Regions from separate parts of the Homo sapiens genome. Here region 1 is linked to region 2. Evidence: chromatin loops called from intact Hi-C (ENCODE). Cell type or tissue: GM12878. All regions are shown on one strand. Links, peaks and the distances in the headings refer to the core of each region. The heading gives the core; the rest is flanking DNA. Region 1 overlaps MACROD2 (mono-ADP ribosylhydrolase 2). Region 2 overlaps MACROD2 (mono-ADP ribosylhydrolase 2).

What was found. Peaks named below come from ENCODE experiments on the same cell type or tissue, not always from the same donor. Only the 100,000 strongest peaks of a DNase experiment are listed, where the experiment ranks them.
Region 1: a loop joins it to region 2, with 3 times the contacts of the local background. A loop is called at or near these places in 1 of 110 quality-filtered maps.

Annotation. Positions count from the first base shown.
Region 1 is chr20:15,191,163-15,208,061 of GRCh38, forward strand. All of the region lies in intron 5 of MACROD2 (mono-ADP ribosylhydrolase 2), which reads left to right. Among named protein-coding and RNA genes, the nearest start is that of MACROD2-AS1, 270 kb to the left of the region's middle. In GM12878, for the core only: no CTCF peak of the experiment used is centred there; a DNase peak (open chromatin) is centred at 9,069.
Region 2 is chr20:15,310,961-15,327,859 of GRCh38, forward strand. The region is part of intron 6 of MACROD2 (mono-ADP ribosylhydrolase 2); the gene reads left to right. Among named protein-coding and RNA genes, the nearest start is that of MACROD2-AS1, 390 kb to the left of the region's middle. In GM12878, for the core only: no CTCF peak of the experiment used is centred there; DNase peaks (open chromatin) are centred at 6,801 and 7,903; H3K4me3 peaks cover 772 bases; H3K27ac peaks cover 3,359 bases.

The DNA.
Region 1 (16,899 bases), core at 6,509-11,508, 120 kb before region 2:
GAGGTTCCTCTGGGCAACTATGTAGAATGTACCTCAGAATTGTCCCTACAGAGAACAGGAGGCAGAAGTATTTATTCACTGACTCCCAGCCCCCAGTGGTTGAGGGTTGTCTGCAGGGACATTCACATCTATGCACTTCTGGGATGAGCTCACACACACAGGCTGTGCATAAGGCTTCAGAGAAAGCCCTGAGATAGAAGATTTGATTGCCCTGAAGGCATTTGAGGTGGGAAGCCATTAGGATGCCAGGAACAGTTCACCTCTTGACTGCAGTTATAGTGAAGAGGTGGGCCAAAGGGTGTGGCGTGGGGCAGCCAAAACTGTGTGCTGCAGCACAAGTCCCCGAACCCAGCCCTTCACTGAGGAACATCAAAGAAGCCTGCTCTTTGAGATGTAAACCATAAGATGATCAACACAAAAGGGGTCAGAGCAGCCACATACAAAGTCACCTTAAACGACAAATGAATCCCAGGCTGCAGGGCATAAGCCATTCCACCTGCCTAAAGAAAAAACCCTCTGCCAATCAGAAATATTTTCTGTCGGCTATGAAAACAGAGAAAGAAAAAAATAAATGTGATAAATGTTATTATGCCTTTCTGAGCATTGCACAGGGAAGATAAAACCCCAGCTCAAGGATTAGGCAGGAGGTAGGGATATCTTCATTTTGAAGGTGAAATTTTGCCTGATTCATGAAGCATTTAAGTTATATAACAACAACCAAATCATCAAAAATTTAGAAAACTACACATATGTGTATATATATATATATAGAGAGAGAGAGAGTTAATACATATATACAACTTTATATAGTTAAATAAATTATATAACTATATGTGCCCTCTATTAACTATGTATCTATCTATCTATCTATCTATCTATCTATCTATCTATCTATCTATCTAAAACTCTCTCTCTCTCCATATATATTAGTTTATTTGGGAATTGATCCCAGAAAATATTAATCCTCTCTTCCCTTTCCTTCCCACCTTTCTCATTCTTCCCCTTTTCCGTCTCCTCTGTCTTCACTCCTTCCTCTCCGCCTCTTCCTTTCTGTTCATAACTCTCATTGTTTGTACATGTAACTTGGATCACCTTCTGGGTTGGCTTTCCAACACTGCCAGCAAGCCATAACATCAAGATAGTAGCTCTCTGTCAATTACATTTTAATTCACAACCTTTTCATAATTTTCACAAGAACAAGTACAACGGAACATCAAATCTTTCAAATCAAACTGTTGTTCCTTTCTAGTTGGATTTACATTAAAATTGTACTGTGAGAGTGATGTAGACCTTTAACAGGCAAATGAACTAGAAGACATAGGCAAAAAGTGAGGCAAACGTGCTCCTACCAGCACCACCTCTGCCACCTCATATGTCCACACACCTGGGCTTCAAGCTAAGAAGCCTCCAGTGCCAGGCATCCTGCTAATACTCAGGGATCCCATTATCACTTAGCCATAAACTAAATTATTAGTGACATACATCCTGGATTACTCTGTCTGTATCTCACTCCATACATCCAGACACTGACACTTAATTATGTTGTTCCACAGTAGATCAAGTTTTACAGCAGCAACAAAGATTAAAACTGTTTTATATTGGGGACATTTAGAGGATAAACAGCAGAGGGTTCTAGGAGAGAACTATAGTCAGCTTTGTGGCCATCTGGGAGAAAACCATTCAAGTGCTATTAATATTTAAAAACCTTTTAGATTTTTATAGTTTGCAATGTTCCTAACAAACTGATCTCTAACTCCGCAGTGAATTTTTGGTGTCAAAACACACTGCTAAGCTATTTCTGAGTCTTTATTAACAGAGACAGAGCTGTCAGCTTTGTGCTGTCCTGGTGGCCTGGTTGAAAGTTGGTGTCATTGAAGAAGCAAATCTGAGTTTTCGGTTGTGCATGAGAATACGTCCACTGGTCATCAGCAGGCTCTAGGTCTGCATGTTTGTGTAGTTACCTCCCATCTTCTTTCTCTTCTCTCTCCTTTATTCTTTTTCTTTACTTCTTTCTTTATCTTGTTTTCTTATAAGTTTTCTGAGTCTATAGAAATATGTATTAGAGTATTACTTTAAAAGAAGTTCTTCCAAAATCTATATCAAATTAACTTGGCAGAAAGAGCCATAGTTGCTTCTTCCCAAATAGCTCTTTCTGCTTGAACTGTAGTATAGTATCAAGACAGACTTCAGAGAAAAGAATGGTAGCTAACATACAGTTGATAGAACTGGGAGATGCTTGGAAGGCTGAGGTGGGAGGATGACGTGAGGCCAGGAGTTTGAGACTAGCCTGGGCAACATAGCAAGACCCCATGCCTACAAATATAAAAATAAAAAACTTAGCCAAGTGTAGTGGCACACACCTGTAGTCCCAGCTACTTGAGAGGCTGAGGTCGGAGGAACTCTTGAGCCTAGAAGTTTGAGACTGCAGTGAGCCCTATCACTGCACTCTAGCCAGCCTGAGTGACAGAACAAAACCCTGACTCAAGGAAAGAAAGAAAGAAATGGGAGATGAATGATGAATAAATAGCCTGCCGTCTTGCACGCTGGCTCCCACCCTCATCCTCTCATTTCCCCAGCCCCGCTGTCACTCCTTCATTCTCCTACTCTCACAGCCCTCTCTTGGTGGTTATGTACAAAGGAGCGGGTGAGAAAATCTCCAACCTGGTGTCTATAGTAAAAAGCAGCATCAGGTATTGGCAGAATCACCAGATTAGTAATGAGATGATGGTTGCTGAATCTTTCCATGCTTCAATTGGGGGAGAAAATTGTTTATACTGTGAAAGTTTAAAAGAAATCAGGTAGGCCAGGTGTGGTGGCTCACACCTGTAATCCCAGCACTTTGGGAGGCCAAGGCAGGCAGATCACCTGAGGTCAGGAGTTCAAGACCAGCCTGGCAAACATAGTGAAACCCTGTCTCTACCAAATATACAAAAATTAGCCAGGCATGATGGTGGGTGCCTGTAATCCCTGCTACTTGGGAGGCTGAGGCAGGAGAATTGCTTGAACCCAGGAGGCAGAGGTTACAGTGAGCTGAGATTGAGCCACTGAACTTCAGCCTGGGTGACAGAGCGACACTCTGTCTCAAAAAAAAAAAAAAAAAAAAAAAAAGCTTCTTCCAGAAATCAGTCAGGTAAAGCTAGATAATAAAGGGAAGGAAAAGAATTGTATCAACCATACAGTGTTAAATCAGAGTTTATTAGTGTTGTTATGGATGACCTTGATTACATGATTTCATGCATGCTTTAACTGATTCTTATTTGTGTAGCATTATTTTTAATCTTCTACTTTGAAAACTTCTAGACTTACAGAAGGGTTGTAAAAATAACGCAAACAATTCTAGTACACCCTTCACTGATTTCTCAGTGAAATCTATCTTTACCATGTTTTTTAATCATTCCATAACATCAATAATATGTATATATTATTAACTCCTGAATTATTTGAGGTAACTTGCAGAGTTGGTGCTCTTTACCCTTAAATATTTTAGAGAATATTTCTTAAAAACAATTATATTACATAATGACAGTACCATGAAATTAACATTGATTAAATGCTATTATCTAACCTTTAGATCTTAGTATTCCTTATTTTTTTCACTAATTTCTGTTACAGTGGAAGGAAGAAAAACACTTTTCTAGTCCAGGATCCACTCCAGAGTTACTGTTTGCATTTAGCTGTCATGTTCTTCCAGCCTCGTGGTTCCTAATCCTTTTTTCTTTCATAATCTTGAAATTTTTAAGAGTATAGGCAAATTATTTTGTAAGAAGTCTTTCAGTTTTAACTTTTGTGGTATTAAAGAATCGTTTTCTAAGCAATGGGGAAAGGATTCCCTATTTAATAAGTGGTGCTGGGAGAACTGGCTAGCCATATGCAGAAAATTTAAAGTGGACCCCTTCTTTACATCTTATACAAAAATTAACTCAATATTGATTAAAGACTTAAATGTAAAACCCAAAACTGTGAAATCCCTAGAAGAAAACCTAGGTGATACCATTCAGGACATAGGCATAGGCAAAGATTTTGTGGCAAAAACACCAGAAGCAATTTCAGCAAAAGCAAAAATTGACAAATGGGGTCTAAGTAAACTAAAGAGCTTCTGCACAGCAAAAGAAACTATGATCAGAGTGAACAGACAACCTGCAGAATGGACGAAAATTTTTGCAATTTATCCATATGACAAAGTTCTAATATCCAGATTCTATAAGAAACTTAAACAAATTTACAGGAAATAAAACAACTCCATTAAAAAGTGGGCAAAGGACATGAACAGACACCTCTCAAAAGAAGACATACTTGCAGCCAACAAACATGAAAAAAAAGTTCAACATGACTGGTCATTAGAAAAATGCAAATCAAAACCACAGTGAGATACCATCTGATGCCAGTCAGAATGGTCATTGTTAAAAAGTCAAAAAACAACAGATGTTGGTAAGGTTGCAGAGAAAAAGGAACGCTGTTACACTGTTGGTCGGAGTATAAATTAGTTCAACCATTGTGGAAGACAGTGTGGCGATCCTTTAAAGATTAGATGCAGAAATACCATTTGGCCGAGCAAACCCATTACTGGATATATACCCAAAGGAATGTAAATTATTCTATTATAAAGATGCATGCATGCATATGTTCATTGCATCACTATTCACAACAGCAAAGATATGGAATCAACCCAAATGGCCATCAATGATAGACTGGATAAAGAAAATGTGGTACATATACACCATGGAATATGACACAGCCATAAAAAGGAACGAGATCTTGTCTGTTGCAGGGATATAGATGGAGCTGGAAACTGTTATCTTCAACAAACTAATGCAAGAACAGAAAACCAAACACTGCATGTTCTCACTTATAAGTGGGAGCTGAATAATGAAAACACATGGACACACGGGGGAACGACACACACTGGGGCCCTTAAGAGTGGAGCAGGGAAAGGGAGAGCATCAGGAGGAATAGCTAATGGATGCCGAGTTTAATAGCTAGGTGATTAGGTGATTGGATGATCTGTGCAGCAAAACCATCATCGCACATGTTTACCTATGTAACAAACCTGCATATCCTGCATGTGTACCCCTGAACTTAAAATAGAAGTTGAAGATTAAAAAATGAAAAAAAAAAGAATTGATTTCAAAAAAACTAAAAATATAACATACAAATATAACAAGAACATACAACAAATGCATTATTTAATTCATTAATTAATAAGGAAACTAGTAAGATGTTAAAATCAGTCTTAAGGAGCATTTGAGGAGCTAAGATATATGGCAATTTTACCCGAGATGTTAGAATAAGATTTCTGGCTTAGATACAAAATTGGTGAATGTCTTAGAGGACCATAAACCATAATCCTTGGGATTATACCTTCCATTGAAAAGAAATAATTTACATCTCTACTGGACAAAAATCTATGGGTTAACGTCTGCATTCTAAGAGTTGTAAAGTAGTCCAATCAGTAGTAAGCCAAGCCAAACACTACTCTGCAAAAACACTTTCACCTGTTCCAGGTTTTGGATATGTTTTTGACAGTGGTTTTTAAATTATGTTTCATTGTTGGCCAGGACTGAGCAGAGGGAAAACTGTGAAGAAGGTACAATATGTACTTGAAATCAGGAAGTACCCACTTCAGCCACCCCATAATATTTCTCTACCCCTCCCTTCTGCCTTGAAGTGCCTGAGTCTTATCCATACCAGATATGCCACTATCGAGAAGCAGATGACAGGCTCAGGCCTTACCAGGGATGCACTTGCCACATTTTGGAAAGACTACATAAAAAACCTTTAAAAATTGGAGCCCTTTGGGCCTCAGGTATCCAAAGAGCACATTTTTTGGAAACTCAACACTCAGGAAGGTCGCATAGAGCCAGTTTATGCAGGTGAGTATTTTGCTCACTCTTATAAGGTCCTTATAAGGTCCTCTTCATGTCTGGTTTGGTTCTCCTTTTCATGCCCTGGTGAGTTTCCCTGTTCCCCATATATGAGTGACTCTTTTTTAAGGTACCTTTAATCTTTTCTTCATTTAGTTTGTCAGTTAACCATGAAGGGCTTTTTGCTCAAAGTTTGGTTTCAATGTTCATCATAAAAATGACATCCCAAAGGAGAAAATTTACTTTTCTATATTTTACACAAAAAGAGAATACTAGTAAATATTGCTAATAATTAAAATAGTATATATATATATGTGTTTTCATAGTTTTATAGATTTTTAAACATTGAATGATATTCTTAGCGTTTTAAACAGATTATATCTCATTATTGTGTGTTACCATTAGGCAACAATGAAATGTTTAAAATATTTTTAAAGTATTGTATTTTAGTTGTATCGAGACATATAAGCCTTTCTTAATTTAGGGGAACAGGAATAAGACTACCCACTAGACAATTGAATCTCTGGCCTACAGCCAAATTTTACAGAGTTTAGATTTAATGCTTATCACTTTTTTTAAGTGATTATTCTTTTTAATTTCCCTAAGTCCCCCAAATTAGTTTTTTGATATTTACTTTTTCTGTGATTATTTTGAGAAGTTTCCAATCTTTATTTTATTTTACTTTATTTTTGAGACAGGGTCTTTCTCTATTGCCCAGGCTGGAGTGCAGTGGCATGATCATGGCTTATTGCAGCCTCTGCCTTCTGGGCTCAAGTAATCCTCCCATCTCACCCTCCTGAGTAGCTGGGACTAGAGGTGCACACCATCACATCTGGCTAATTTTTATATTTTTTGTAGAGACGGGTTTTTGCCATGTTGCCCAGCCTGGTCTTGAACTCCTGGACTCAAGCAATTTTCCTGCCTTGGCCTGGCCTCCTTTTTTTTTTTTTTTTTTTGAGACGGAGTCTTGCTCTGTCACCCAGGCTGGAGTGCAATGGTTCAGTCTCAGCTTACTGTAAACTCCACCTCCCAGGTTCAAGCGATTCTCCTGCTTCAGCCTCCTGAGTAGCTGAGACTACAGGCGTGTACCACCACACCGGCTAATTTCTGTATTTTCAGTAGAGACGGGGTTTCACTATGTTGGCCAGACAGGTCTCGAACTCCTGACCTCGTGATCCACCCGCCTCAGCCTCCCAGAGTGTTTGAATTACAGGCATGAGCCAACGCACCCAGCCTCTCAGCCTCCTTAAGTGCTGGGATTACAAGGTGTGAGCCACTGTGCCTGGCCAGAAGTTTCCAATTTTTAAAAGTTAAGGTAGTTCTTAATTTTCTAATTATAAGCATTGCCAACGCGTCAGTTCTAAGTGAATATGTTTATTAGAAGGCATAATAAAAAGCAAAAATTCGTCATAAATTTACTGCTCAGAGATAATTATTGCTTACATTTGACACTTGGCATTTTTATTATTTTTTATACCTATTTATTTACATTTGTATACTAGAGATCACTGGATATACAACTGAGCGTCTTCATGTTTTCAATAAAATACTATATCATTAGTATTATCCTGTGTAAACTTTCTCATAATTATTATTTAATAATGGTATAATATTCCTTTGGGTTAATGGACTATAATTCATTTCACTGCTCCCTTGTGGTTGGCAGTTTATTTTTTCCCAATTTCTCTTTTGTATAGAATCCTGTGAGGGCAATTTTTATGAACCCCACAATTTACATTTACAAAGTTATTTCCATAGAAGAGACTCCGTAGAGTGTAGCAATCTGCTGGGAACTAGAAGCATATCAAAGGCTCTTGACATGTGACTCCACCAGTGCTTATGTGTGCTTATCTCATGGCCTCCTGACTGGGTTCGAGTTTCATAGATTGTTCAGTCTTTTCTAATAGTTGTTTTAAATTTAATGTCATTGAATAGTGGCTTCATTGAGCATTTTTTTTCAAATGTGAATTAGCATCTGGACTTCTTTTTTTTTTTTTTTTTGTACGTGATCTACATCCTTTTAGATAGTGGCAACTGGACAGATGTAACATTAATCTGCACTGTAGGCCAAGTGCAGTGGCTGATGCCTGCAATCCTAGCACTTTGGGAGGCTGAGGTGAGAGGATTACTTGAGTCCAACCCGGCCAATATAGAGACCTCATGTCTACAAAAAGTTAAAAAAGTTAGCCAGGCATGGTTGTGCATGCCTATAGTCCCAGCTACTTGGGGGACTGAGGTGGGAGGATCACTCTGAGCCTGGGAGGTCGAAGCTGCAGTGAGCTGTGATCGCACCAATGCACTCCAGCCTAGGCAACAGAAAAAGATCCTGTCTCAAAAAAACAAAAAACAAACAACAACAACAAAAACACTGTGTAAATGTATGTATGTGTGACTCCAGGTGACTTATTTAACCTCTTTGAATTTCCATTCTTTCATTTGCAAAATGACGATAATAATGAAGACTTCACAGAGTAGTAAGAATTAAATGAGATATTATAAGCATAATACTTAGCACAATTCCTGGCAGTGGTAAAGAGCCGTTAAATGACTTTGTTATAATTGTTACTAAAATTATAATTAACATTTTTTCAAGTATCTATTGGGGAAATAGATATTTTCTATTGGCGTACATGAGCTTTTTATGGATTAAATACATTATTCATTTGTCATATTTGCTTATGGAAATATTTTCCAGTTTGTTCATGCTGTTTTAAAGTTTGTTAAATTATTTTACCTCTGTTTCTGTGTTTTGTCAAAATGAGGACCAAATAAGTTGTTACAGCACTTAACAGAAACAAAAAGTAGCCACAACCCTTTGGGCATCCTCTAAGCATTTGGTCATTACTATCATTAGCATCAGGGGACAGGAATATAAAGAGCATACAGCACCTACTATTCAATAATGAGGCAGAAGTCAAGTTGAAAAGTTCAGTTCTGAAGATGTCATTCATAATGATACCAACTCAGATTGTAGTTATTTTCAAGTCTAAACACTTAAACATTTATTAGAGTAAATAACCGTTAAAAATAAGAGGAGAAAAATTATCTTCTTTCAAGAACCTGCCTCCAAATTTATCTTAACCTCTGAAATGCGGCCTTCGTAGTTTCAGCTAAGGCCTTGTTTCATCAGCATACTGGGTCATAAGTTGAAGAAGAAAAAAACTGGAGTAAAAAACTTGAGGTTTCAGATAGTCTCCCCCACCCTCTGGGAATTCACTGGTGACTGATTTAAATACTGAAACTTCACATGCTACTTTGATGACTATATATTCAGTCACCTTCCTTTGGATTAAATTGCCATACTCTTATTTTTTCAATCTGGTTTTCTTTGCAATGTTTGACCCTGTCACCCAATTACCTCATTTTTGGTGGGGTAAAGGTGAGAAAAGATCAAATCACTGTTAGTAGCTGCAGAGGCTTTAAAAGACTCATTTACCAGTATGGTTGTATCATGTTTAAATTTCTAAATGGCTAAGCAACATGTGCCACTCTCTGAGTAGACTTAAAATGATGAAACTAAGTGAAACCATATTAACTACGTAAGGGGATCACTAGGATCCCAGGTTGTGCTATTTGCTAGCAATCATTACAGTTTATTTAAACTCCGTGTGCTAGAAAGTTATAAAATGGCACAAGGCATGATCCCGATTTGTAGTTCAGAGACTAAATCTATGAGATTTCACTATAGGTAATCTAACTGGTATTTGTTTAAGTTACAGATACAATCAGAGCAGCCCTTCTCAAACTTTAATGTTTATACAGATCCTCTATACATCTTTTTAACATGCAGATTCTGATTCAGTGGGCCTGAGATTCTGCATTTGTAACAAGCTCTCAGGAGATGCCCCTGTTGCTAGACCATGGACCACACTTTGAGTAACAAGGGGTTAGAAGCAAATTATCAACTGGGAGTACATAAATAATTCACTAGGAAGCTCATTAAACACAGATTTCCAATGCTACTCCCAGAGACTGATTTAGCAGGTTTAGGGTGGGGCCCCAAGATTTCGAATTCCCAACCACCTCCCAGGTGCTGCTGCTGCTGCTGATCTGCAAACCATAATTTGGGTAGCTTTAATTTAGAAGTACTCAAACTCCCTGCATCTCGGACATAAAGCAAAAGTTAATTATGGTGAGATGAAACATGGGTTAGTGGAAAGTCTCTTAGGTTGTCTAGAAGGAAACTGGGTTCTTTGACACAGAGCTTCTCTACAGATCTCAGTTTCCTCACCTGTAAAATAAGCCAAATGATGAGTGCCCCCCTCCCCAGATATCTAACATACCAAGCAGATGAATACACTTTTAATTTGACACATAAGTTTTAACTATTTTGGCCATGTCTCCTCTAACATTCGCAGGACCCAGGACAAGAGTACAAATGGACACCTAATGCCATATGGATAAACATTTAGTAGTTATACATTAAGCCAACAAGTACATGAGACAATGATACAAATTGCTTATTATTGCAATAGGTGACTTAGCCAATACGTGCAACTGTCACACATTCAACTCTAATTCATGAATACTGCCCAAGACCACAGTTTGTTACATGAAAGAAATTGAGATGGATAGTTGTTTCTCCTAGGAAACAACACTTTATTATTTGAGAATCTTTTGCACTTAAGGTATTTTAGAGAAAGGATTTGACAGGTTAATTAATTATTTTTCCCCTTACCTAAGCACTTCTATTGCTAAGTCCTCCCTCCACTCTGAAAGGGTGTCCATCTCTGATGTCTGCATTTGCACAATCCACAACCCTTTGTGACATTCAAATGCAGTCTCCTTTTATTCTGAGATACAGGAAAAGAGATGTAAGCACCTCCCTGGGGTCTGAACAGTGTTAATGATGAGATCAGATGTTTAGGATTATACATCACATTCTGCCAGAGCTGAACACTGAATCCCAGTGACCAAAGTAAATTGGCATGTGTATAAAATACAGGACCCACGGAAGGGGCACCTATTTATTGGATCTAGGGCAGTATTATTTTGGTGGTCATAAGGGAACTGATACCTGAACCTGAATATCACTCAAAGATCACTCATGGTGCCTGATATTTGGAAGAGACATTTGAAGGACCAGACGAACCACTTATTCTTTTAGATGCTCTAAAATTGAACCGTATAAAAAGTAGACTATGCCGAAGTCATATCATTTTAGCTACATGGAGAAATCTTGTTCCAAATCAAGAGATAATGATATACCCTCTGGTTCTTTGATGACAGTGTGGTGGCTATATGCAGAATGTTTCTGCACCATTTGCATAACTACTGCTTAAGATATCCACTATGTCATTCAATATCCCTTATATGAGAGTTCAATGAGGTAGACGTCCTTAAATTTACTATCAGGTTAAGAAAAGAGCAGATTGTCTCTTTGGACAACTTCGTGTATTTCTTTCTTTAGCTGCCTGGAAGCTCAACACTAAATTTAGTATTCATCTGCAATACTTGACTCAGCCCATGGTTTTTACACATTAATATTTCTTTTCTCTAAATGCCTTGTTGGAATTGTACTTTTAAGTTCATCTATTTTTTAAAATGATTTAAAATAATCACATTAACCCAGGAAGAAGCAGCATATAAAAGAAAGGAAAGAAACAAACTGTTTAATGACCTATCTTGCTGGGTTCCTACAACTCAAGTGGGAAAATATGTGCATGGTAGAATTATGCAAATTACTGTGTAAAACTTCCTATAATTTGAAAGGTATTATGATATTTTATCTACCTCATGACCCAAGATGGCTGCTGGAGTTCCAGCCATCATCAGGTTAGAGTATGTCAGTGTAGACAGAAAGAAAAAGGAAAGTCAGAAGAGCAAAATGAAATCATTTTGATGTTTTTAGCTTTTCCAGAAGCTCTATGAGACACTTGGTCACATGACCACATCTACTGGCATGGACTACTGAAAAATGTAACATTTTATTCCTGGCAACAGTGAACTTAGCTAAATATTAAGTTTCTGTTACTTTGAAGAAAGAAGAAAAAATAGATATAGAAAATTTCAATCCCTGCCACAATTCTTTGTTCATATTGGGATGGGAACTTGTTAATTTTTTGTTGTAGAAATCACACATTTGGTTTTTCAAATTGTCATAAAGTTTTAAAATATCTGATGCCACATTGGATAGATTTTTATTCAAATATTTTCCACATTTTAGACATTCAAATCTTACATCGCAAATTAGTATAATTTTTAACAACAAAGTAAATGAGACGGACAAGACAAGAGACAGATAACTTCCAGAATTGTTCATGTACAATTTGGCTTTGTTTGGGGATTGAATCAATGGTTTATTTTCATAAATATTGATTTCTTTTCCTGGTTGTTTTATGAACCGAGTGGGAAGGGCCATTGTATTCAGTCTTTGTTTTGTTTTCATTTAGTCACAGAGTGCAGCAGTGATTGTGGATAATTCCTTGACTATTTGTACTTTAGATTCACATCAGATGATAAATTGAGCATGAGAAATATGTTATTAAATTGACTGCATTGTAAATTGGCACTTTACATTTTTTATTTATAAACATGGTACCTTTTACTCAATATCCAGGAAACTTTGGATAAATATGAATTTCCATTAACTTATGTGTTAACTGCCAAAAGCTATTATTTATATCTGAAATGAACTAAACTAAGATAATTTAATCTTCTAGTCCAAGGTCAAGTGCATTACAATAAAACATGTTTCATGAATAAACATCATTAAAAACACACAGCCATTACATAGCAGTTTTTCATAACACAAAAATCTGCAAATTGAGTAAGCAAAATCTCCACTCACTGAACTTTTAAAAATCCTATGTTAAATTAATAATCTCACTTCTTCTAAGATTATATACTTTATTTTTTACACACAGATAGTAATGAATAGATATTCATTGATTCTGATGTAGGTGGTGTATAAGTGACTACGTTTGTGTGTATGTGAGTGTGAATGGTATAAAATATTGTGCTTTGGGAAAGTCAAAATTGGGAATGGATTTAATGTCTGTGTATCAATCAACCATGATATCAATGATGCACTTATAACTCCCTTCCCCAATAATAGGTTTTACTTTATTAATCATAATTTTTTGGTGGGGGTCACTATTAGAAATTTCCATTGTCCAATTTTCTCACCATGACCAGCCAAGCATCTATCACTTGTTTTTAACTTCTCAACTAGTTTTCACAATTTGTTGTCCTGTAAAGTAATAAATGGCCCAAATTTTCCACACGCTAATTAAAATTCCATTTCTCATGAATTCTTTAATCGAGTGCAAGTCATTATGTGCTTTGTTGATATCTTAAGTGCAAAGATAATTGCAATGGGCAGCGTGAAAAGGGTTTGATTATTGCCTGTCGACGCTTGTGAATTCTAATAGGTCTAATTGCATAGCATCAATTCATCATCTCAGCATCACTTCTTTTTATTATTAGCTCTCTGAATTGTAATGTGCTCATAAAGAAGTGTTGTAGTATATCAGAGATGACATGGTACCTGGCCTATTATAATTTTCAGCCCTTACCTTGTGCAACTCTTGAAATTAAAAGTTTATTATGGAGTGCCCTTTTTCTGAAACTAATTTTAAAATGCTCCTGTATGATGAAATGAATACTGTCCAATAATCTACATATTAATTTGCCTTTGTAATAATTCCATTAAATGACTGCCAAGACCTTTTTCGCTCAGATTGTGCCTATAAATTCAGAACATAATGCATTAGTTGGAAAACATTTGTTAGGCTTTTTAATGGGAATTCCTGGTAGCATTTCTCAGAGAATTTCTATACTAGAGTGACTATCCTAAGGCTAAAGAAAGAAAAAGATTCCACTGCATAATGATGTAGAATCTTCCACGCACCCCAATAATATGACTAAAGGACCACCAGCAATTGAGTTGCCAAACACCCTATCATTTGCATGTAGGGAATAGAACAGCCCTAGTGTAGAGAAGGAAAGTAAACCTTTAATTACTCTACAGATAAAATAATGTTCTATATATGTGAGGAAGTGTGTCTAATAATAATAGACACAAATGGGGACTTACACCCTGTGTCAAACACTGTACTTTAATCGTTATCTCAAATAATCTCAGGGATTCTTATGAATAAAGTTTCAGTGTGATAATTTTACAGGCAAGTCTCAAAATATCACCGAAGATCACCAGATGGTATGTGGCAAAGCTGGAATTTAAACATCTAGACAGAAGACTCCCATAGCTTGTCTGCTATTTTCAACACACACTATGGCATGACTCAGTCAAATTAATGCCATCAGAATCAGTAACAGTGAACTTTGGAAGAAGGATGATCATACTGTTAAAGTGTGAGTCCAAGTAAACCCAAAAACTAAATCACACTTCAGGGGCTTCTATTTTTTTTTTTAGGATAATATGGTCAGAAGTAATTATAATCCATGTTAAGGAATGAGTCAAGTTCCTAGAAGGAGCATCCATACAGCAAATATTCCAAGAGATCAAGGCAAAACCGGTGAGGCTTATCACCTTCTGTTGGAAGTCTGACAACAGCCAACTTAGCTAAATACTAAGTTTCTGTTACTTCAAAGAAAGAAGAGAAAATAGATACAGGTCTGTTGGAAGTCTGGCAACAGCCAACTTAGCTAAATACTAAGTTTCTGTTACTTCAAAGAAAGAAGAGAAAATAGATAGAGGTAGAGAATTTAAATCCCTGCCACAAATTCTTTGTTGGTGTTGGGATGGAAACTTGTTAATTTTTTGCTATAGTAACAATATATTTGATTTTACAGAATCACTTCAAGATATTTTATTGGTTTTAAGTATTGGGAAGGGATTTATACTCCAGCTTTTGTTAAAGGAGTGGCAAGGCCACATTGCCAAAAAGCAAATGAGCTGAGACATATTGTTTTGGGCATCTCTGGGTAATACAGCCTGCCACAGGGAATGAGTCAACTTGGTGTTACTGCTTGTTGGGCAGTAAAGCAATTTGCAAGGAAGCAGTCCCCCAGCAGGTATAAATTATTGTTTCAAACATCTCTCTGAAAATTACTGTAATGAGAAGGTACCCCTTTGCCTTGTGTGTGTGTGTGTGATGACAAGCAAAAGTAAAACTTAATTCATTTTCTACAGATCAAATGTTTGGTTCTTTTTTAAAAAAACTTTCAAACTACGTGGTTTAGGTATAAATATTTTATTGAATATATTGGTTCATTTCCAAATATAAAAAAAATCAAGAAGCAAATATGGATTCTAAATTTGCTGTACCATAAGTAATTTGCAATGAAACCTACATCTGAATAGAGAAATAAATTACCACTCAAAAATTTCCATTACTTATGTTCTACTTTGAAAATCATAGGTTGGAACTTACATGGAGCTATTGCTTATTCTGTTTAAAAAGTATATAGTCATTCTGGTTTTAAGAATTTGAGTAAAATTTACAGAATAAAATGCAAAAATCTTAAATATACCATCTGGAGTTTTGATTACGTACATACATCAATCAATGTGGAGAATATTTCCATCACATCAGAAAGCATTTTATATTAAGTAATTTTTATTGTTCTATTTTCCCTCATGGCCAATCCAGTGAATCTTTACCTCTCAAAGGCACTGCTCTGACCTCTATCACCATGAATTATTTTTTTCTTTTCTTAATGTAAATGGAACCATACACAATGTACTCTTTGTGTCTATTTTGTTCAGCATGAAGTCTTTCATATTATCTATGTTTTTTTTTTTTTTTTTTTTTTTTTTGAGACGGAGTCTCGCTCTGTCGCCCAGGCCGGACTGCGGACTGCAGTGGCGCAATCTCGGCTCACTGCAAGCTCCACCTCCCGGGTTCACGCCATTCTCCTGCCTCAGCCTCCCGAGTAGCTGGGACTACAGGCGCCCGCCACCGCGCCCGGCTAATTTTTTGTATTTTTAGTAGAGACGGGGTTTCACCTTGTTAGCCAGGATGGCCTCGATCTCCTGACCTCATGATCCACCCGCCTCGGCCTCCCAAAGTGCTGGGATTACAGGCGTGAGCCACCGCGCCCGGCCCATATTATCTATGTTGTCACATGTATCAATGTTCATTATTCTTCATTGGTCAGTAGTATTTCATTGTATGAAGCACAATTAGTTCTTCCATTCTCCCATATTTTTGCTTTTTCTGCTATTTTTTCTAGTTTCCTGATGCCTCAAAATTATTTCCTTCATCACACCCTCTCTGTTTCAAGAACTTTAGCCATTCTTGTAGGGTAGGTCTGGTCTGCTCATGACAAATTATTTTAGTTTTCCTTTGTCTGAGAATGTCTTCATTTCCCCCTTCATTCCTGAAGGATAAGTTTGCTGGATATAGGATTCTGGGTTTGACAGAGTTTTAATTTTATCATTTGAAACATATTTTGCCACTTCTTTCTGGCCCCCATTACTTCTTTTGTTTGTTTGTTTGTTTCTGGTTTTTTTTTTTTTTTTTTTTTCAGAGATGGAGTCTCTGCTCTGTTGGCCAGGCTGCAGTGCAGTGGCATGATCTCAGCTTACTGCAACCTCTGCCTCCCAGGTTCAAGTGACTCTCCTGACTCAGCCTCCCGAGTAGCTGGGACTACAGGTGTGTGCCACCACGCCTGGCTAATTTTTGTATTTTCAGTAGAGACGGGGTTTCACCGTGTTAGCCAGGATGGTCTCAAACTCCTGACCTCGTGATCTGCCCACCTCGGCCTGCCAAAGTGGTGGGATTACAGGTGTGAGCCACATCACCTGACCCCTCTGGCCCCCATTACTTCTGATGAGGAATCCACTGTAATTTAAATGGTTTTTCTCCAATATAGATAAGGATTCATTTCTGTTTTGCTGCATTCAAGATTTTTTCTTTGTTTTTAGTTTTCAGATGTTTATATTTTGTCTTAGCATGAATTCCTTTTTGTTGTATTCAGTTAAGTTCACTAAACTTTTTGAATCTATAGGTTATATCATTGGCCAAATGTGGGAAATTTGCAGTCATTATTTCTTTGAATACTATTTTAGCCCCACTTTCTTTCTGTTCTTCTGAGATTTCAGTGATATGATTTTAGATCTTTTGTAATA
Region 2 (16,899 bases), core at 4,417-9,416:
CGGCATTGTTTCACTTTCCATATGTTTTACTGCCCAATAAACCAAAGAGAAAAATATATTTTCAGAGCAGAAAGGGGATAATAGAATAGGTAAAGACTTAGTAAAGTAGGTAAAGTAGGTAAAGACTTAGAAGAAAATTGTAAGAAATCCAGGTGGTAAATAAAATCTATATTTTAAATTGTTTTCTTATGCATATTTTAGGATCCATGATAAAAACTATGCAGTAATGGTTAACCTGTAGTATTAATGATGAAAAAAAAGGCATAATTTTTAAGAACGTGCAGAGAATAGTAATGTTTGATAGCAAAAACATAAGCAAAAACAAAACAAAACAACAATAACAAAAACCCCTTTGCAGATAATAACAGGAAAATAGTTAAGTAAATTACTATCTCTCATTTGGTAGAATTGCATGCTGGTATTCAAATATGTTTTGCAGAGCTACCATTTGACCCAGCAATTCCATTACTGGATATATATCCGAAAGAAAACAACTAGTTCTGCCAAAATGACACATGCACTCGCATGTTCATAACAGCACTATTCACAAAAGTAAAGACATAAAATCAACCTAGGTGCCCATCAGTGGTGGATTGGATAAAGAAAACGTGGTACGTATATACCATAGAATACTATGGAGCCACAAAGGAGAACAAAATCATGTCTCTTGCAGCAACATGGATGGAGCTGGAGGTGATTATCCTAAGCGTATTAACTCAGTTACAGAAAACCAAATACTGCATGTTCTCACATATAAGTGGGAGCTAAATATCGAGTACTCACAAACATAAAGATGACACAATCGACACTGGGGACTACTAGAGTGGGGAGGGAAAGGGGGACAGGAGTTGAAAAACTAACTGTTGGGTACTGTGCTCAGTACCTGGTGATTGGATCATTTGTTTCTCAAACCTCAGCGTCATGCAATATACTCAGGCAGCAAACCTGTACATGTATCCCCTGAATCTAAAATAAAAGTTGAAAACAAAACCAAAGTGAAATTTTAAAAAAAAATTGTTTTGGAAAGTAATATTTTAGTAGCCAAAGAGAATATCATCAAATAATCTAAATAAACAAAAAAAATTAAAGAGAGATAAAGTGACTACATATAAATGAAAAACATGCATCATAGAAAATGTAACAACGTTAAAGGAAAAGTGTCAGACTAGAGAGACTATCTTTGAACTATTCTTTGAACTATTTATTAAAACTACTTGTAGGAATTTATCCTATATACATACTTTCATATGGTCTTAAAAACACATATGCACACTCACACTTTTGAGAAGATTGAACACTGGATATTTGACATGTAGAAATTGGTGTTAATTTGTTAAGATGTGATGGTGCTATTTGGCTTTGATTTTTAAAGTCCTTTTTTAGGGATATAATCAGACATATTTGTAGATAAAATAATACGATGACTGGGATTTGCTTCAAAATAACCCAGTGTTTTAAGGGCTTGGGGAGAAGCTGGTAAGTTCATAGATCAGATGATTTGATGATTGTTGAAGCTTTGTGATAGGCACAGAATGGTTTAGTACTATGTATGCTTTTTCTACGTTTGTGTATGTTGGAAGTGTCCTATAATAGAATTGTTTAAAGAAATATACAGAACCGTGTATATAGTATGCTTCTGTTTACATAAATTAAAGGAAATGTATGTTGTGTATGTATTTTTTCATTTATGCTTATGTTTATATAAAAACATAGCTGTAAGGATAGACAAGAAAGTAGGAACAGCAGTTGCCTATCAGGAAGATAGTTATTTGACTTGGAGGTGTTTTAGGAAGGAAACTTATTGTTCATGGTATATATACATCTACTATTTAAATTTTCTACCAGTATCTGTATTCCATTATATGTGTGTGTATATATGTGTGTGTATATGTATGTATATGTGATACACTGACTTGAATATACAGACACACATACATATATAATAAAAAATGATTTATTCAAGATATTAATTTACTGATTTTCTCTAGTACATGTATTCATCTATCTATGCCTTTAGTATAAATATTTGCATATATGCATGTTTGTATTTATACACATTTATATATTTATATGTTTGCATATATGGTGAAATTTGTGTATAAAACTTTTAAATATTCTCAGTTAAGATCAGAAAAAATTTTGTAATCTGCTTTTATCATTTTCTCCTTAATATATCAGTCAAAACCTGATTTTCTGAAAAGCATAAATTTCAAAAGTTTTCACTGAAAAAATGGAGAAATTTTGCCTTTTAAAAAATGATATGCGGCCGTGTGCGGTGGCTCACACCTGTAATCCCAGCACTTTGGGAGGCCGAGGCGGGTGGATCACGAGGTCAGGAGATCGAGACCATCCTGGCTAACACGATGAAATCCTGTCTCTACTAAAACTACAAAAAAATTAGCCAGGCATGGTGGCGGGCGCCTGTAGTCCCAGCTACTCGGGAGGCTGAGGCAGGAGAATGGCATGATCCTGGGAGACGGATCTTGCAGTGAGCCAAGATCACACCACTGCACTCCAGCCTGGGCGACAGAGCGAGACTCCGTCTCAAAAAAAAAAAAAAAAAAAAAATGACATGCAATAACTGAAGTTGATTTCTTACTGGAGTAATGTGTGGAATGTTTCTCTTCTGTTTTGTGGAATCCCTCCTAGTGCTCTCACCTTCTCTGGGGGTTTTCTTCTCATTTCTCTTAATGAACAAGTCAAGGAATAAGGTGTGTGTTGTTGCTCACTATACTTCTGCCTACCACCACCTCTTCCACTGGGTGTAGTGGATGGGGAGGCTTTGAAAGAGATAAATGAATGTCTATGTGTATGTTGGATACTCTAAAGCTCAAATTCCTGAATGTGGCATTTTTCCAACCAAAAACGCATATGAGCAGACTAATACATTTTAAAATATCAATTTTCAAAAATATTTTTTATTTCATGACTAAAACTCTTCTGAAAATCTGTCCCATAATTGTGTTATTATTTTTTCACTCATCCCACTTATTTTGTGGGTCTAATGAGATGATATTTGTGATGCATTAGTTAAGTTGGTAATAATGGGTAGCTCTTCATGGAAATAATGAATATCTAGGACAAAGGTAAAATATCATTAAAAGGTAAAATATCATTAGGACCAGTAAGTTTTACCCAGTGTCCTGTTGAAATTTACATGGTGAGTGATGTCAGCAAAAATGGTGGAAAAAGTAGTTTCAAGGGCCTGTTGCTTTTGGAAACCAAGAAATCAAGTAAAAGCTGTCAGAATCAACTTTGTCAGCACGCTGGAAAACAGTCAAATGTTTACAGCAACCAAGTGAATGCTTAATCGAAAAAGAAAAAAAAAAGGCAACTTTAAAAATGAGCGGACAGGCACAGTGGCTCATGCCTGTAATCTCGGCACTTTGGGAGGCCAAGGTGGGAAAATTGCTTAAGGTCAGCAGTTTGAGATCAACCTGGGCAACATGGCAAGACACCATCTTTACTTAAAATAAAATAATTGTTAAAAAATGATATAAAAACTTCAAGGTACTTTTACATACCCTTTCTATACTCCCCTACCCGGCTTGGTAGAATTTTTGAAGCCCATGTTCCCAGTGTGAGACCGTGTCCCTGATTTTGTAGGGAGAAAGCAAGACTTTATCTATTCAAACAAATCTTGGGGCTTGCCTGAGGGACTGATGCAAGTTGTTTGTCTTTATTTTGCCTAAACTTGAACTCATTCAGGGTGAAAAAGCAGTGGGTATTTCTTGAAAATATTATAGGGTCAATGAACAACCTCCAGCCACCTGGGGCAAAAGGTTGTAGTTGAGGCAAATAATGAAGAACTGAAATCCTGGGAGGAAAAACTGGAAAGATAGTTTATCTGGGAAACTAAATCATTCAAAAGTGTCTGTATATACTGGAGAGATTAAAAACCACATGCACACCCAGTGCAGGACACCTGTTAGAAATGACATGAGAAGACCTTGAGCTATCAACTCATGCTGATTGCTAGGCCAATGCAAGCAGGAAGTGAAGGTTAAGACAGAATTTTAAATAGCATGGCTAAGCAATCAAGGAGTGCCCTAACACAGAGCTAATTTCACCAGATGATTTCAATAAAAGATTCAAGTAGGTAGAAGAAAGAATCAGCAAACTGGAAGTGGGTCAATTAAAATGATCTCATTTGAAAATCAGAGAGAAATAAGAATGAAGAAAAGTGAACAGAGCCTAAAAAACCTGTAATATGTATGTATATGTAATACACTGACTTGTATATACACCTAAAGCATATTATCATGTGCATGATTGGAATTACAGAAAAATAGGAGAGAGAAAAAGAGGCAAAAGAATAGCCAAAGAAATAATGGCCAAAGCTCTCCATATTTGGTAAGATGTAAAAATCCACACATATAAGAAGCTCAATGAATCCCGAGAAGGATCGACACAAAGAGACTCACGGTGAGACACATTATAACCAAACTGTTAAACACTAGAAACAAAGAAACTCTGAAAAGCAACAAGGGAGCAGTGACTTGTGTCCAAGAGATGCTCAACAAGATTAAAAGCAGATTTCTCATTCCATGGAAGCCAGAGAGAGCAAAATGATATATTTAAAGTACTCAAATGAAAAGACAGAAACAACAACAATCAACCAAGAATTCTATATCTGACAAAATTATCCCTCAAAAATGGAGAAATTAAGACATTTACAGATGGACAAAATCTGAGGAAGTTAATAGTAGACCTGCCCTATAGGAAATGTTAAACAGAATTATTCAGGCTAAAATGACAGTAAGTTGAAGTCATATGTAGAAATAATGAACTCTGGTGAAGGTAAATGCATAGGTAAATGTAAAAGCCAGTATTATTTTATCTTTGGTTAATAACTCCTCTTTTGATTTCTTATATGATTTAAAAGGCAAATGCACAAAAAGTATAAATATATGGTTAATTGCCTCACAGTGCATAAAGATGTAATTTGTAACAATAACAACATAAAGCAGGCAAAAGCTGCATTTGGACACTCTTTTTATCTATTGAAGCTAAATTGATATCAATTCAAAATAGATTACTGTAAATTTAGGATGCTAATTATAATTCCCACAGTAACCACTGAGAAAATATCTTTAAAAAACACACAAAAAGAAATAAGGAAGAAGTAATAATGGCACACTAAAAAAAAAAAAAGTCAGTTAACCCCAAAAGAAAGCAATAATGAAGGAAATAAGGAACAAAAAAAGTATAACATATACAGAAAACAAATAGCAAAATGACAGAATTAAGAACTTCCTTATCAGTAATTATTTTAAATGCTCATGGATAAAATTTTCCCAAAGGCAGAAATGGTCAGACAGATAAAAACACGATTCCAGAGATTACTTTAGATCTAAAGATAAATGTGGGTTCAAAGCAAAAATATGGATAAAGATATTCCATGCAAGTAGTAACCAAAAGAAAGCCAGGGTGGCTCTACTAATATCAGGCAAAATGATCTTTTAGTCAAAAGCTATTAAAAGAGAGAAAGAAGGACATTAAATATTAATAAAAGAGTCTATTCTTTAAGAAGCCATAGCATTTATAAACATATAGGCAACAAACAACAGAGCCAAAAGATATGAAGCAAACACTGATGGACTTCAAGGGAGAAATAGATAGTTCTACAGTAACTATTAGAGATTTAAATATCCCACTTTCAGTAATGGATAGAACACTGAAATGGAGACCAAGAAGGACATAGAGAACTTGAATAGCACCATACACCAACTAGACCTGACAGAGATTTTGAACACTCCATTCCACAACAGCTGAATACACATTCTTCTCAATTTCTTCTGGGCCTGTTTCCAGAATAGACCATACGGTAGGCCACAAAAACAATTTTCAATTAATTTGAAAAGACTGAAATCATGTAAGTGATCTTCTCTGACCACAATGACATGAAGTTAGAAACCAATAACAACAACAACAAAAAATACTGGAAAGTCCACAAATATGTGAAAAATAAAATTAAATAACACACTCTTTAATACCAATAAACCAAAGAAGAAATCACTCTGGTAAATTGCAAAATTCCTAAACATGAATGAAAATAAAAACACACATACACAAACTTACAGGATGCAGAAAAAGCAGTGCTCAGAGGGTGACTTATAGCTGTAAATGCCAACATTAAAAATAAAGATCTCAAATCAATAATCCAATTTTGCACTTTAAGAAAGTAGAAAACAATAAGCAAACTAAGCCCAAGGCTTGTATTAAAAAAGGAAATAATAATTATTAGAGCAGAGATAAATGAAATAGAGGATAGAAAAACATCAGAGTAAACCTGGAGGACCTTGACTAATTCCCCTGACTAAACGAAAATGGTGATATTTCTATAGACCTACAACAAAAATATCATAAGAGAATATTCGAACTATTACAGAACAGAGATAAAATTGACAAGTCTCTAGAAACATACAATGTAGCAAAACTGACTCAAGAAGAAACATTAGTATTAGTGTTCTCCAGTGAAACAGAGCTAAGAAGATATCTATATCTCTGTCCATCCATCTAATCTATCTATCTATCTATCTATCTATCTATCTATCTATCTATCTGTCTATCTATCTCTATCAAGATATTTATTATAAAGAATTGGTTCACTTGATAATGGAGGCTGAAAAGATCCAAGATCTGGAGAACCAAAAAAGTTGAGAATATAAGTTCCAGTCCAATGGCTTTTTGAGTCTGGCAGGCTTCAGACTCAAAAACAACCAGTGTTTCAGTTTGAGTCTAAAGGCAGAAAAATAGCAATGTTTCAGCTAAAGGTAGTCAAGCAGAAGGGTTTCTTTTTATTTAGTTTTTTTTGTACTGTTGAGGTTTTCAGTTAACTGGTTGAAGCCCAAGCACATTAGGGAGGAAGGACAGTCTGCATTACTCAGTCTACTAATTCAAATGTTAATCTCATCCAGAGACACTGTTACAAAAACACCCAGAATGATGTTTGGCCAAATGTCTGGGACCAGTCAAGCTGATACATAAAATTAGCCATCAGAGATATAGTTAATAAAACTAAAAGTTAGATCCTTGAAAAGATCAACAAAATTGTCAAATCTTTAGCAAGACGAAGAAAAAAACAGAAGTTGCACTTAATTGAAATCAGAAGAAAACAGAAGTTGCACTTAACTGAAATCAGAAAAAAATAGAAGTTGCACTTAACTAAAATCAGAAATGAAAGTGGTGACATTTCTATAGACCTTCTACCACGAAAAGATCATAAGAGAATATTTGAACTATTGTATGCTAACAAATTACAAAACATGGATGAAATTGACAATTCTCTAGAAGCATACAAGGTAGCAAAACTGACTCATGAAGAAACAAAATTTGAACAGATTTATATAACAAGAAATTATATCAGTAATTAAACACTTCCCAACAAAGAAAAGCCTAAGACCAGATGGTTTTACTGGTGAATCTACTCAACATTTAAGCAATTAACAGCAATCCTTCTCAAACTTTTCCAAAAAATGGAAGAGGGAACATGTTCTAACTCATTCTATGTGGCCAGCTTATCCTGATACCAAAGCCAGACAAAGACATCACTAGAAATAAGAAAATTATGGACCAAAATCCCTTATGATTATAGATGAAGAAATCCTCAAGAAATACTAGCAAACTCAATTTAATAGCATATTAAAAGGATTATACATTATAACTAAATGGGATTTATCACAGAAATGCCAGAGTCATTCAATAAGATAACAGCAATCAATGTAATACACCATATTAATAGAACAAAGGAAAAAATAATTATCTTAACCAGTGCAGAAAAAGAATTTGACACAATCCAAAACCTTTCATGAGAAAAATACTCAAAAACTAGAAATGGGAGAAACTTTCTCAACATGTTAAAGGACATTTATGAAAACCTGATGATTAATACCATGGTCAATGGTGAAAGACTGAAACCTTTCTCTTTAAAATTAAGAACAAGACAAGGATGTTTGCTTTCAATATTGCTGTTCAACATTGTACTAAAAGTTCCAGACAGAGGATGTAGGCAAGAAAAAATAAGGAGCATTAAAATTGGAAAGGAAGAAGTAAAACTATTTCTAATGGCAGATAACATGATTCTCTATATTAAAAATTCCAAAAATCCACAAAAAGAGAAAACTGCTAGTGTTAGTAAACAAAGTCAGCAAAGTTGCAGGGCACAACATCAATACACACAAATCAGTTGCTTCTATATACCAGTAATTAACAAACTGAAAAGAAAATTAAGAATATACTTTTCTTTAGAATAAGAGCAAAGGAATAATATATGCAGGAATAAATTTAAATAATAAATGAATTGTACACTTAAAACAATAAAACATTGCTGAAAGTAATTCAAGAAGCTATAAATAAATGGAAGGCATCTAATGCTTATGAATTAGAAGACTTAAAATTGTTAAGATGGCAAAAATACCCAATGCTATGTATAGATTCTATGAAATCCCTCTCACAATTCCAATTGTCCTTTTTTGCAGAAATGAGAAAGTCACCTACTAGAATAGCATTAATCCAAAATCTGAAAATAGCAAGTGTTGGTGAAGATGTGGAGAAACTGGAACCTTTATGCAATGCTAATGGGAATGTAAAATGGTACAGCCTCCGTAGGAAACAGTTTGGCAGTTCCTTAAAAGGCTAAATATAGAATTACATCATCCCCTAGAATTTTCACTTCTAGGTAAATACCCCAAAGAGTGAACAACAGGAACTCAATCAATACATGTGCATTGAAGCACTACGCACAATAGCCAAACTGTGGAAATGCATGAATGGAGAAATTAATTGTGGTATACAATGGAATATTTTTTAGCCATAAAAAGGAATGAAATACTGAACATGCTATACTGTGGGTGAACCTCAAAAAAGTTATGCTAAGTGAATGAAGCCAGACACAATAGGTCCCATATTGTATAATCTCAATTATATGAAATATCTAGAATTGGTAAATCCATAGTTATAGAAATTAGTTTTTTCATTGCCAGGGGGCTGTAATCCCAGCACTTTGGGAGACCGAGGTGGGCGGATCACCTCAGGTCAGGAGTTCGAGACCAGCCTGGCCAACATGGTGAAACCCCATCTCTACTAAAAATAAATTGCTGAGCGTGGTGACTCATGCCTGTAATCCCAGCTAATCAGGAAGCTGAGGCAGGAGAATCGCTTGAACCCAAGAGGTGGAGGTTGCGGTGAGCCAAGATTTTGCCACTGCACTCCAGCCTGGCAACAGGGCAAGACTCCATCTCAAAAAAAACAAAACAAAACAAAAAACATTGTCAGGGGTTTAGAGGAGGGGGAAATAGCTAATGAAATTATTACTTATTGAGTAAGGAATTCCCTTTGGGGTGACAAAAATGTTTTGGAACTAGATAGATGTTCACATAGTTGCACACATTTTGAGTATACTAAACGCCATTGAATCCTTCACTCAAAATGGTTAATTCATGTTCTTGAATTTATCTGAATTGATACAAAAGTAAACACAATACATGTCTTCTTTACTTCAGCTTCTGTTTACCAGACTACTTGGTGAGAGGAAATAGATTCTTAGAGTCTGACAGACCTGGGTTCAAATTCCTCATTCATTCATTTTATCCATTTGATAAGTTAAGATATAAATATCACCACAACAAATTGTTGTAGGGATTAAATAAGATAAACAGGTGCATTAATGAAGGGTAAGTAATACTAGCTTCAATTGCTAGTGTTTCTTTCTAATGCAGCAGTCCATTGTGGGTATTCCTGAGTAGGGAAACATTATCTATGGTCATCAGGCACTTACTCCTTAGGTCCCTGTAGTATTCTTCTATCAACCAGCAAGCAGAGAAAGACATGGTAGATCTCTTATGGAAAGTTGTTATGAGATGGTACTGGATAATGGAATACATCACTTCTTTTCAAACTCCACTGATGGTAACTCAGTGTCATTGCCCTGCCTAGCCACAGCAGAGGCTGAGACATGTAGACTGTGTTTCAGGAAGAAGAAAAAGATTTGGGTGAGGAAAAAAACAACTCTTGAGGTATCGTACTTGTATGAAGCTTCTTGTTCAGTTTGTGATAAGCACTTAATAAATATGAACTCTCTTCTTTGTGGGTAAGTGAGAATCCCTGGCAGCTTCTGCAAAGTTGTTTCAAAATGCATGCCATCCTGATGACAGGCCACTCGTTGTGGCCTTATGGCAAAGTCAGTTGATAGGGCTGCCAGGCAGACAGTGAGCAGAATTCTTTCTGGACTCTGTTCCTGCTTGTTCTTTTTTTCTTTTGTGTTTTGGAACTTCCCTTGACTTTGGTCCCATTTAGTTTCCCAATGTCTAACTTGCATTTACCCTTCTTTCACAGCTTGCTCACCTTTAGCTTCTATCTGACTAGGTCTTTGTGTTTTCATTTTGCCCTCTCAACAAACTATTTCTAGTCCTTAGCTCAGTAGCTTCACTGAGCAGGCCCATAAACTCCCTTTTGCCATTTCCACTTCCCAGTCATATCTTGAAGACTTCCAACTTAAACACATTAATTTATGCTTGGGATGATTGTTAAAATTTCTCTATTCCTACATCTTGTAATTAGCTTAGCTGATTTTTAAAACAAATCCTCTAAGAATTATTTTTATGAAGGCCATCTGGTAAAACAAATTAATCTCCAAGGAATGTTAATCAGACTAATTGCTAATTAGGTGTCCTCCTTGATTCTATTAGTTATAGATTGGAAAGTGTTTGTCATATACATTAATTTTTGCAAAGATAGTGAGAAAACATTATTTTTTGCCCTGCAAGAGAACAAGTGAATCCATTTGCATGTATAATGTATGTGTGTGGTGATATTAAAAGATATCCATTTTTTGTTGTTGTTGTTTTTTTGAGACAGAGTCTCACTCTGTTGCCCAGGCTGGAGTGCAGTTGCATGATCTCGACTCACTGCAACCTCTGCCTCCTGGGTTCAAGTAATTCTCCTACCTCAGCCTCCCAAGTATCTGGGACTACAGGCACATGCCACCATGCCCAGCTAATTATTGTATTTTTAGTAGAGACAGGTATTCACCATGTTGGCCAGGATGGTCTCAATCTCTTGACCTTGTGATCTGCCCGCCTCGGCCTCCCAAAGTGCTGGGATTACAGGCATGAGCCACTGCACCCGGCCACTACACACAGTCTTTAAACTTAAGGGGTTGAAATTTATTCTAATTGTTAGTGTCTCAGCTTCATTATTCCTCAAATGGTTTTGTGGTTCATGGAGCTTCAGAAATATGTTTTTAAACATACAAAAAAAATGCCAGTGGATTCAACTCAATGAAAGATGGCAAATGAGTTTAATTTTATATACCAATGGTCTGATAGGAATTACCTTGAGTATATTGTAGAGAATGCCTGGGTGGGACGGGGATATTTACCATGCACTCACTATGCTCCTCTGTAATGGACTGAGTAGTGATTCACAAAAATGGAGCCACAAATAATAAAAAATCATTTGTGCTGACCCTGAAAATGTGAGCCTCAAAATAAGACAAAATTAATCAGAACCAGACAAACTTTAAGGGAAACCCTAGTTCTTTATTGAAATGTCTTTGTGCCAAGGTAGTTAAGTGAAAGAATGGATGAAAACCAAAATTCGTACTCTCCCCCGCTCAACTATTTAGCCTGAGGTAATTATTCACTTATGGAAAGGAGTGAGTATTTTTGGTCAAAGTAATTTAGGTTTTATGAATGATTTCTTCCTGTGGTTTTATACATATTTGTAGAGAGTATGAATGACATTCTCCCTGAATTTGTCTTCTATTTAGTGGTGGATTGGTTTCACAGTTGTATGAGACTTCAGGGATCTTCCTTTTTCCTCTTTTGTTGTGAATTCTCTTTTTATAATAGAAGCATGAAAAAAGTCTGCCTATTAGAAATGTGACCTTGGAATCCATGAATCCATGAATCCATATTTGGAATCCATATTTATAAGAAATGAAATGTGGTATCAAGGAAGGAATTTTGTCTGGAAAGTCAGATCTGAATTCTGGTCCTGCCTCTCTGTCAGTGAGCCCTGTGGTTGTGGCTAAGTTGTTCCATGGTCTCTAATGACCTCAACTATGAAATAAGAGCTTGGGGTTCAGTTTTTAGGTAGAATAATGCTGTATGTTGATGTTGACATTCTGCCATTCTGCAGTGATATATTGCTTAATTTGCCTTTGCCAGTTATTGAGCACGAGGGGGCAGTAATTGGCAGATTGCCCCCTTTATTTCTTCTTGACAAACAGCCAAATTTTTTGGCAGCTGGGAATTGTTATTCTTCACCATCCTGCCATCACTGACAGATGCATTTGACAGGACCATTGGCTTGCAATGCCATTCCACTCTTACAAGTAAAGTCTATAATGCTTAAAGAAAAATAAAAACATATGATATTCAACTTTTACAAAAGAGTACATATAATATTCTTTATCTGTCAATGTAAAAATGGTCAGAAACTTTTCAGATATATTTGATTTTCCTTTCCATGAAGGCTTCATTTTTGTAAGGATTTTTAAAAATTAATAGAGAAAAAAACCCCATAAGGACTCTCAAACCAGTGGTCTAAAATGGAATTAATTTTGTCCCCATCAATTGCTATTTCTTTGCAAATATTTCTTATCTTGGTGAATGATGAACCATTTAGCCTCTGACCCAAGCCATAAACCTGTTAGTTGTCCCCCTTAGCTTTTCTTTTCCCACACCCCTCCATCATCTTGCATTCTGTCTAATTGATTCAGTAAATCTGGTTGATTCTACTTCTTGTGTATTTTTATTATTTTTCCTTTCTTCTCCACTGGAAACTTTTATGACTCTAGTTTATACTCTCATCTAGGTCACTGCCTATGTCCCTAAGTTGTATCCCCAGTGTCTAATGCCATCACACTCCCTCCTTTACCCTCACCCCAGGCTACACTTGAACAGGTAGAGCAGGGAATGCCATGTAGACCTCATGTAGCCAAGTTGGAGGCCCTTTCCAGTTCATCCCCTTGACTTTATTTTAAATAATACATGAATAGGATTGCAGAACTTTTTTTTTTGTTTTCTGTGATGCTCATGCTTGTGCTTCTTCTGTTCAATGTGACAAGGAACAAGATCTCTACAATGAATTGTACCAATGCTCCAGGAAATACTTGCCCCATTTTTTTTTAATTTTAGTTTGGTTTAATTCCTCTAAAGTAACATCAAGCAATGTGCTATAAAACAGAAATATGTCTTGAGAGATAGTTATTCTCTCTTTCTCTCTCTCAATTTAAAAAGGGTTCAATTTTTTACTGCTTCAGGCAAGTACAATTTTCACATACTCTGACATCTCATGAAACCTATAGCCAAAGATTTAGGTATAACCTGAATTCTTCCCCTTCAGCTCAGTCTTTGATTGTATACATGCTCATCCCTATCCTCAAGAAGAAGTTTACATCTTATCTCCTCTCTGAAACCCGTATACAACACCCCAATTCAGTAATTTTGCTGGGGACTCCTAATGCTCTTCTTGTTTATATATATCAGCAGCTAACGCCTGTTTTGTATGAGCTTTCTCTATATGTATCATGATTTGCCAAAAACATTGTCAACTCTTTGATGGCATAGACCCTGCAATTAAGCCCTCAGATTCCCTTGTTTAACTGATGGCCCAGATAGCAAATGCTTGAAATTGAAGTAACGTTCTCCTTAGCCTCTAACCTGTGTCATCACATTAGCTGACCTTAATCAGGGCATTAAAAACACCTAAATAGAGACTGGTGGCCTTCGAAGGAGGTCTTTTTTGTCCTTAGAATTTTTAAATAAATCCCACTGTCAAAGTCATCAACCACAAGGGAAGTAGAAAAGGTGGTGTTGGTCTTTAGCACAATTAAAGAACCTATTAGCTAAATCCCTGGCAGGCCAAATATGAAGGCAATATAGGTAAGTCTTATTACACTCTGAAAATCAGGATTAAATATTTACAAGTTTGCATAACTTGACCTTTCTTGCAAAGAGTATTAAAACTGTTTTTAAAGAATTCCTTCTGCTCCTATGTAAAAGGGCATTCATAAGGCCTCCTTCCACAGGTGGACAAAGTGTTCATCTTTGGACTTACTGATAAAAATTTTGGCTCTTCTGAGGTAGTAGCAGAGACAGGGTAGTCAGGGTAGACAGGGTAGAATGCTAACTGTATCCTCACCACCTGACAATAGAAGTTTAAAGATGTAAAAGTATGATAACATACAATCTTTCACCCCATTGGTCCTTGTTGTCAATAGCTCTGGATAGCTAGGAATGTATTTACTTCCTTCTTTTGCCAGGGTTCATTATTTGTACCTTGCAAATCTGAACATTTGGCCAAAGTCTATGACCTTTTGAGGTACAAGGAAATGGATTTTTAGTTAAGAATATTTACAAAATTAAAATTACAAAACCTTGTCCCAGCTAAAGCTTGAAACACATCTGTGTTTGTTCACAGCTTGTAACATTTGAGGCTCCCCATCATGTTAAATCCTTCCTTTTTATTTTAAAGTTTGCCTTCTCATATGCCATTGTTCTCCTTTATATTTGAGATGATGGTCTAGGTTTTCAGACAGCTCTGGGAAGGCAGGTGTTAAATTTTAAGCTAGTGCTTGGTAACCTCCATGGTGAAATATGCCACTGTTTAACAGATGACTACTGTGCTGTGGACAGCAGTGCCCCAGGAGAGAGGAGGTGTTTGTTCCAGAATCTAATCAAGCTATGGCCTGTCTGCATCCTAACTTATGCAGTGTAATCACTTGTATCATTCGTGGCATGTCTTCCATTAATCAGAGCTAGTGCAGGTACCAAGGGAACAGGGGTTCCATTAGCATGACATATGGTGGCCTTCCCAAAGTTTTGGATGTTTTGGAAGATGGTTGCAGGGTTTGTACCAGTCATACAAGAGCTGCTTAATGACTTAGATATTAGTAAACTTTTTCCCAGGCATTTAATATCTTCCCCGTTTCCTCTTAGTAATCGTAGTTAGGTTCTTGATGTCCCCTGTGACATTTTTATATCCATCACCTTCAGGTCCAAACTGTTTGATTTGCTGCTTCATCTTGGACTCCTCATATGTGCTTCTAGAGAACAAGTATATAAAAAAGAAAGTATGTTTTCTTAATTGCAAAAGTGATGAATGAGGTAGGCAATCAGGACTGTTTTTCATATTTTCAGAGATGCTGAAAATACATTTAGATTTGTTTTCAGAACAAAATGAGAAAATTGTTTTGGAAAAAATGTTATAAGTTTGGTTACTTTGGAAATGTCTTCATAAATACTCATCTTGATAATATAATTTATCTTTGCTAGTCTCATATAACAATATTGTTGCCTTTAAAATGGAAATTTGTAAGAAGTTTAAAATTCCAGCTTTACATACAGCCCCCTTTAAACCTCCCCAGGCATTCATAGATATGTTAAAATATATCTAAAATAATACTAAAGCATTACATTTTTTTACCTTATTGGATAAGCTAATATAAAAGATGTTTTATCCATTTCACATAATTTTAAATTTTAAAAATATGAAGACCTTATGTTATTTAAAATTTATTAACAATTTATACACTCCCTTCTCCTGACAAGTCCCCATATATTCTTAAAGATAAATTCCCTATAACCATTTTTTAAAGTAAATGGTATATGCTTCTATCTGTCTTGGCTATCACGCATCTATCTTGGAAGAAAATTGTTGGGTTCCAGGACTGAATATTGTACTCACATTTGGATAAGACAAGGATGGGGCTCTAAGAAAAAAAGCAAGAGAGAGTTGTGTGCATCACAAAGATGATGCCTCTCCCGTGTCCCCATCTCCAAGACCAAGCATATACAGAAATAGCCACAGGTGGCTAGAGAAGGAAGACCAGAAGACATCCAGGAGCATATGGCAAGGCAGGAACTATTCCACATTGCAGGGTGAGGGAAGAGTTAAACTGGTGGAGAGCAAATCAGAAATGCGGTGAATTCCCAAAATATTGGGACAACAACAACATGACTTTGGCTATTGTAGGGGATGAAAATACCTTTTCCACACTCATCTTAGGTTCATGGCTGAAGCCCCTACAACAAAATACAGATTAATAAGAGAAATGTGTATGAATTTATTTAATATACATTTTACGTAATACAGAAGCCTTCATAAGGAAATGAAGACCTGAAGAAATCATAAATGTTTGTATTTTTTTGCTAGGTTTGACAAAGAGTGGACACTCACGGGCATGTATGATTGGAGGAAAAAATGTTTTAATCTAATAATAACAAACTGGGAGAAACTTAGAAAGGCCTATTTGTTCAGATTACTTTCTGTGTCCTTGTGTCTTCTGAGATAAGAATATTCCCTTTTTCTGGGTACAGGGATTGCACCTCTCACATGATGGTCACGTGACTTCACAAAGGCGAGGAGAAGGTGAGAGTGATCCCCTTATTTGTCCATTCTCATGCTGCTAATAAAGACATATCTGCCACTGGATAATTTCTAAAGGAAAGAGATTTAACTGATTTACAGTTTGGCATGACTGGAATCCTCAGGAAACTTAAAATCATGGCAGAAGGGGAAGCAAACACGTCCTTCTTCATATGGTGGCAGCAAGGAGAAGTGCCAAGCAAAAGGGGGAAAAGCCCCTTATAAAACCCTCAGATCTCACGAGAACTCACTCACTATCATGAGAACAGCATGGGGGTAACTGCCCCCATGATTAAATTACCTCCCACAACACATGGGGGTTATGGGAACTACAATTCAAGATGAAATTTGGGTGGGGACATAGCCAAACTATATCACTGCCCCCTACTTCTGCTGTTTTCTCATACACCAGCATGCCATATTTTGGGGTAGTGTGTCCTGAACCCCATCACTATCATGTGATGGATGATTGGGTTATATATTCTATCCAGCCCTTACTCTCAACCTGAGATAGCTAAAGTTCAT